2 separate regions of the Homo sapiens genome follow, and region 1 is linked to region 2. A link is a contact called in ENCODE Hi-C or POLR2A ChIA-PET data. All regions are on one chromosome and are shown on one strand. The core of a region is the stretch at or near the end of the contact, and the rest is flanking DNA. Distances in the headings are between cores, read along the strand shown.

Region 1 (2,700 bases), core at 22-2,521, 38 kb after region 2:
TGGGCTCAATGGATCCCCCTACCTCAGCCTCCCAAGTAGCTGGGACTACAGGCAGCCACCACCATACCTGTCTAGGACATTTCTTGACATAGTTTGAGCCTTTTATCTGACGGTTAAGTCTGCTGGGTTCAGTACTGTTTCATTTCTATAGATAATATATCCTAAACATTTTCAAGTTACTTGAGATTATTAGATGCAGTGAGATGAACCAAACTAAAATATCTCTTGTAGCCCTTTCACTAGCTGTGGCTTATTTATATTAAAGAAGCACACAGTAGTGACACATCTGTGACACAGGGACTTGACAGCTGCTAGGTGGTACGAAAAGGTTGGTTGTTTTGTTTATTTTGGACAATGCCCATCAATCACGAGAATGATGTTAGAACCACCTCTTATATAGCTGGCCCTTACTGAAACAAGCACTGTTGTTCCAGGACCCTGTCAGATTAGGGCTCCATCAGACTGAAAGAGTAGCTTTTTCCTGCTCAGGGTCTAATAAAGCTCCTGGCATCTTGGCACACCCTTGTTGACCCTGTTGCCATTCTAGAGAGCAGACACTACCCAGTGGAGCCACCAGAGCTTCCCCAAACCCACTGCGAATTCCGACTTGAGACACTGCAAGGCTCAGCCCATTGTATTTTGAAGTAGGATTTTCCTTAATGAAAAAAGTCTTTTTCATTATTTCTGTCCAATCGACAGATAAAGAATTTATGAATTCCAAGTCACAAACTGGGTTAGATTGTCGCCTGCCACTCTTCCTCTCCCTGCCATTTTTTTTTTTTTGAGATTCTGAGAATTTTCCCATTATAAAATAAGTCCACTCCAGTGCAGATAATTCCTCACTCACATGCTCTGAAATTCTTGCTTCTGCCTAAACCCTGTCCTGTCTCTGTGATTACTCTTTTAGACATAATCTTTGTGGCTTCACCCCTTGTTGCAGAATAAGACAGTAGCCCAGCAGGCCACACTCTCACAGGGGCAGGCCTGGGACTTTGCCTATAAAATAGAAAATCAGCTGCCCATTTTTTCAATTCCAATGAATGTGTAACTATCAAAGAGCTTATTCCATCTGGTCCTGTTCACAGAAGACTGAGAGACGACAGACAGGAATGTTGATGGCCAAACCACTTAATTTCTATTGAGTCTAAAAAAGAAATGAAGAACAGTTCTAGGCTGCCAGAAAACAGAAGATAAGCATATGGTTGTTAAAATTACAAGAACAACTGGGGCAGAGGAGACAAGCTGCTTGCAATGGCGTAAGGATTTCTACGTTGCGTTTTGATCCACACCCACCCTGGCAATGACTGCTATTGCATAAGCCTTCAATTCTTCAGGCCTGTGCAGATACTGATTTAGAATTGGTCTCTGGCTTGTTATGAAACGAAGCTCTTTCATGGCACAAATGTGGAGCAGAGGCGAACCTGGTTTGAAGATGCCTATGAGACCTATATTCTCATCCTGCCCCTCGGGCATGAGTCACCACTTCCCCCTAAAATATGGAAAAATGCTAAAGTGACTTTCATGTGGGATGTACAATTGGTAATGACTGAGTTGGGAAAAACACACAACTCCCTGAACTATCCACATGCCATGAGTTCTCAAGGCAGTCTTGCTGAGATATTATAGGAAGTCTAACATTCTGCTGACTTGTCCCATATGTCGAGAGTCTAACAATTTTACAAACAAGTTGTTAGAGGGAAAGAGGACAGTGTCTTCATGGTTGTCAGAGAGACCCAAGCAAATGACAGCATGTAGCTCCTTGGTATCCTGGCATCACTGGCCTTGGAAAATTTTGCTGCAATGATAGCTCTGTTCTCCTACATCAAAATAGGGACTTAATGAATTTGATTTGTGAGTGCTATTAAAAACCCATCTTCTCTTCTTTGAACAAGTAAGCCTGGTCAACTGCCTGTGCTGAAAACCACTGAAGTGTGTATATCATATGTTTTACAAGACTCTAGTTCTATTGAGTCGGGTTGAAATATGCTTAAGAGCATGTGATGGTTAATTTTAATGCATCAACTTGACTGGGCTATGGGATGCCCAGATAGCTGGTGAAACGTGATTTCTGAGTGTGTCTGTGAGGGTGTTTCTGGAAGAGATGAGCATTTGAATTGATAGACTTGAATAAAAAAGATCCACCTTACCCAGGGTGTGTGGGCATCATCTCATCTGTTGAGGGCCTGAATAGAATGAAAAGGCACACGAGGGTAAATTCACTCCCTCTCAGGTTGAATTGGGACACCTATCTATCTCCCGCCCTCAGATGTTGGTGCTTCTGGTTCTTGGGCTCTCAGACTCAGACTGAGACACCAACGGCTTTCCTGGTTCTCCAGCTTGCAGACAGCAGATCGTGGGATTTCCTGGCTGCCATAATCACATGAAGCAATTTCTATAATAAATCTCCATATTTATGTATAAAACATATATTCTCTGGGGACCCTCGGCTGATACCAGGTGCACTTGTTAAAAATCATTTAGAGTGGAGAAGATGAGTAGCTTATCTTTCATATTTTGCCTCTGACATGGCTATTGTTAAACTCGGAAAACCTGTATCTTCCCAGACATGAAGAAATTCACCTTCAACTACCACAAAGACCATGATTTGGTGTTTACAAGTTTATTTAGAAACAGGTATTTTTTAAAGTGGTTCCATATTCTTTTACGTTCCTTTAAGGAAATATAATAATATGATTATAA
Region 2 (2,700 bases), core at 105-2,604:
GATGAGGTGTGCGGTGTTTTTGGTTTCACTCTTTATCTCTGAAACCTATCTGCTTGTGAGAAAAATTGTGCAAGAAAAGAAGTTTTACTGCCACATACCTCAGCTGTCCTAGAACTCAATGCAGAGGCTTCGCTTCCTTTCTTTCCTTGGATTCTGAGCCGGGGGAGCACAATGGGGGTCTTGTGCTCTGGGCCAGCAAGGCATGCAGATACTCGGAAAGGAGGTGTGAACGGCTTCCAATACCTACACTGTTTGCTTTACAACTACCCCAACTAAATCAAACAGGACACCAAGACACTCAGTCCAGGGTAAGCAAGTACAAAATCCACTGGCTATTATGACCCACATAGAGAACAGAATTCTTCAATTTAAGTGTGTACATAGCTGTGTTAAGAGTTAAATAAATCATTTACGAGGCTTAAAAAGAAATGCTTCTCATGTAGTTCTTTTTCATGTAGTTCTCTGAATACAAGTCAAAGTGCAGGTCACGAAAGAATCCATTGTTCACAAGCGAGAAATGTTGTTGGCTGTGAGGACGGTTCAGAACAAGCCATCGTAGTCTGCTCAAACAGTAAATATTGGTTTTAAAACCCCAAAGCATATCGGTCATGTTTTTTATCTTCCAATTGCTAGAACCAAAATTCACTGAAACAACTCTATGTCTCTGATACTATTTTCTAGAAATGTGTGTGTATGCGTGTGTGTATGTGTCTGTGTATGTTTGTTTGGTAAATCCAAATCACACAATCAACGTAAATCTTTCAGGCTAAGTTTTGCCCCAGTTATTTTTATGCTGTGCTTTCAAAAAGGTCAAAAAAGCTTACCTCTGTCAGTGTACTGGGACGCTCAGGAAGCCCCTTCTCCGCCTCGGCCTCAGCGTGCAGACATATGCCCTGGGAGCCCACAATCTGTTAACAGGAAGCAGGTAAACCCGAGAGCGTCCGCCTGCGTTCCAGTCCAGTGCCCGTCCCAGCACACACCTGCTTTTTCAGACCTGCCGCTCATATGCCACAGCCACGCACAGGACCAGCGTTAGCAGAGTGCAACACCCTCCGTTTGGATCCCTCGTTTTCAGGGTAAGCAGCTAGGGAGCTGCTGAGATAATATTGCAGGGAAAGCTTGCCTTCCCAAGACAAAAACCTTTGCTGCTGCCTGATAGCAGATATGCAGCATTATCACTCTGCATTCCACATTCTCCAATCAGCTAATTGGAACGGCAGTCAACAGCCTGTCCAAAAGGCAGCTTGCAGGCCTGCGTGGCTGTGATCATTGTATACTAACATGCCCATTGCTTCTCTCTTCCCTGAAGAGATGTATAAAAGAGGCTTCTTCCAGGGCGAAGCTCAGCAGAATATGCCACACTGTTTTCCATAAGTAAAATGGCTGGTCCTCTCAGCTCTGCTGCAGACAGCTCATTGGGTTCCACTGGCTTTTCGTAGCCATAGCAACAACCAACAGACAGACTTAGCAAGCATGGCTGATCATGTGCAGCACACTCACACAGCTTGTTAATTTCTTTTCATCAAACTCATCATTTTTTTGAGGAGGGTAGCTTCTGTTATCTTTCTACACATTTCACCGATAGTGCAAGTGCTCCGATTTTTCTGCTCTCCTGAAGAACTCTTTTTTATATGAGCCGGGGCTATGTATGAAATCGAGGAAGTGAAGCCCTATTAGTGGCTATCCAGGTTAATAACATGCAAATCACTTAAGAGACCCTAACTGGAAGCATTGTCAAAACAAGCCCCACCTTCCAGTCATAGAATGAGTGCAGAGAGCTGCAAACGGGAGAGTTACACTTTTTGTTTTTAAATGATAATCTTAGAGCCACTTAATTGAAACAAAACCCTGTGAATTGCTATATAGGGTCAGAATAATAACTAAATCAGGTAGACTATTTTAATAAGATCTTTAAATATCCATTTACTTATGGCTCAACTTATCTGATTACTTTAAGATGCTTTTTATGCAATTTAAAATAGAATTTTTAAAAAATCCTATTGCTTCTACGGCAGAAAATGATTCTTTAACTCAATCTTATTTGTAAATTAAAAATTCTTTTTAAAAAATCCGCACCTAATTAAAAATTCTTTGACTTTAAACATTACCTTCAAGGCAAGAATAGTTTTACTTCCTCAGTAAAATGGATCACATTCCACCCGTCCATAACATTTCACCTCCTCTGGGAATCTACCATGATTAATGCCATGAACAACGTAAATCTTCTGCAGAACCCCCAGGCTTTTCTTCTTTTTCAGGACTCTATCACCAGTCATATTCTATCTGATATATTTCCAAGGCACTGTCCCATTTATTTTTGTTTCTAGCAATCTGTTTCAAATAGTTATGTTAACACTTTGGACTTGTAAATATAGATGTTCTATTTGCTAAGTAGTCATTGATTTAGGATTCCGTCAGTATTGCGTTTCCCTACCCATGTTAACACTCCTGCCTTCAGTATTAATTCCCAAATTTTGACTGCATAGGAATCCTGTGGATGTAGATTTGGGGATGCCCGCTCCCCTTCCTCCCCAACCGGATTCACATTAGGTAGGTCTGAGCCACCCAGGGTCAGCGTATCCATGGAGGACAAGTGGGTGGCGCTTTCCTGCTTGGGAGAGTCCTCACCGCTTCAGATCGCCTCCAGCCAGCCTACCTTTTCTCACTGAAGTTCCCTTCCCTGAAGTTATTTTGCATTTG

The links. A loop is a pair of places that touch in the nucleus more often than their neighbours do. ChIA-PET counts read pairs that join two places held with the same protein, here RNA polymerase II (POLR2A). Pooled maps may share reads with other maps.
Region 1: a loop to region 2 is called in a map of heart right ventricle, with 3 times the contacts of the local background. The contact joins the enhancer-like site here to the promoter of SORBS2 in region 2. A Hi-C loop is called at or near these places in 12 of 168 maps with a recorded cell type or tissue (HepG2, Right ventricle myocardium inferior, cardiac septum and 5 more) and 11 of 50 pooled maps. POLR2A ChIA-PET finds 5 or more read pairs at or near these places in 7 of 52 experiments (H1, HEK293, HEK293T and 4 more).

Annotation. Positions count from the first base shown.
Region 1 is chr4:185,848,705-185,851,404 of GRCh38, forward strand. It overlaps a transcript of SORBS2 not described here. Among named protein-coding and RNA genes, the nearest start is that of SORBS2, 38 kb to the left of the region's middle. Within about 2 kb of position 1,272, at least 3 of the 41 ENCODE cell types and tissues checked have a DNase peak (open chromatin) inside an H3K27ac peak, as active enhancers do; they include heart right ventricle, where a contact is called at or near this core.
Region 2 is chr4:185,810,840-185,813,539 of GRCh38, forward strand. It overlaps SORBS2 (sorbin and SH3 domain containing 2), which reads right to left and starts at 1,355. Exons shown (of 27, transcript NM_001395207.1): 1 at 825-1,355.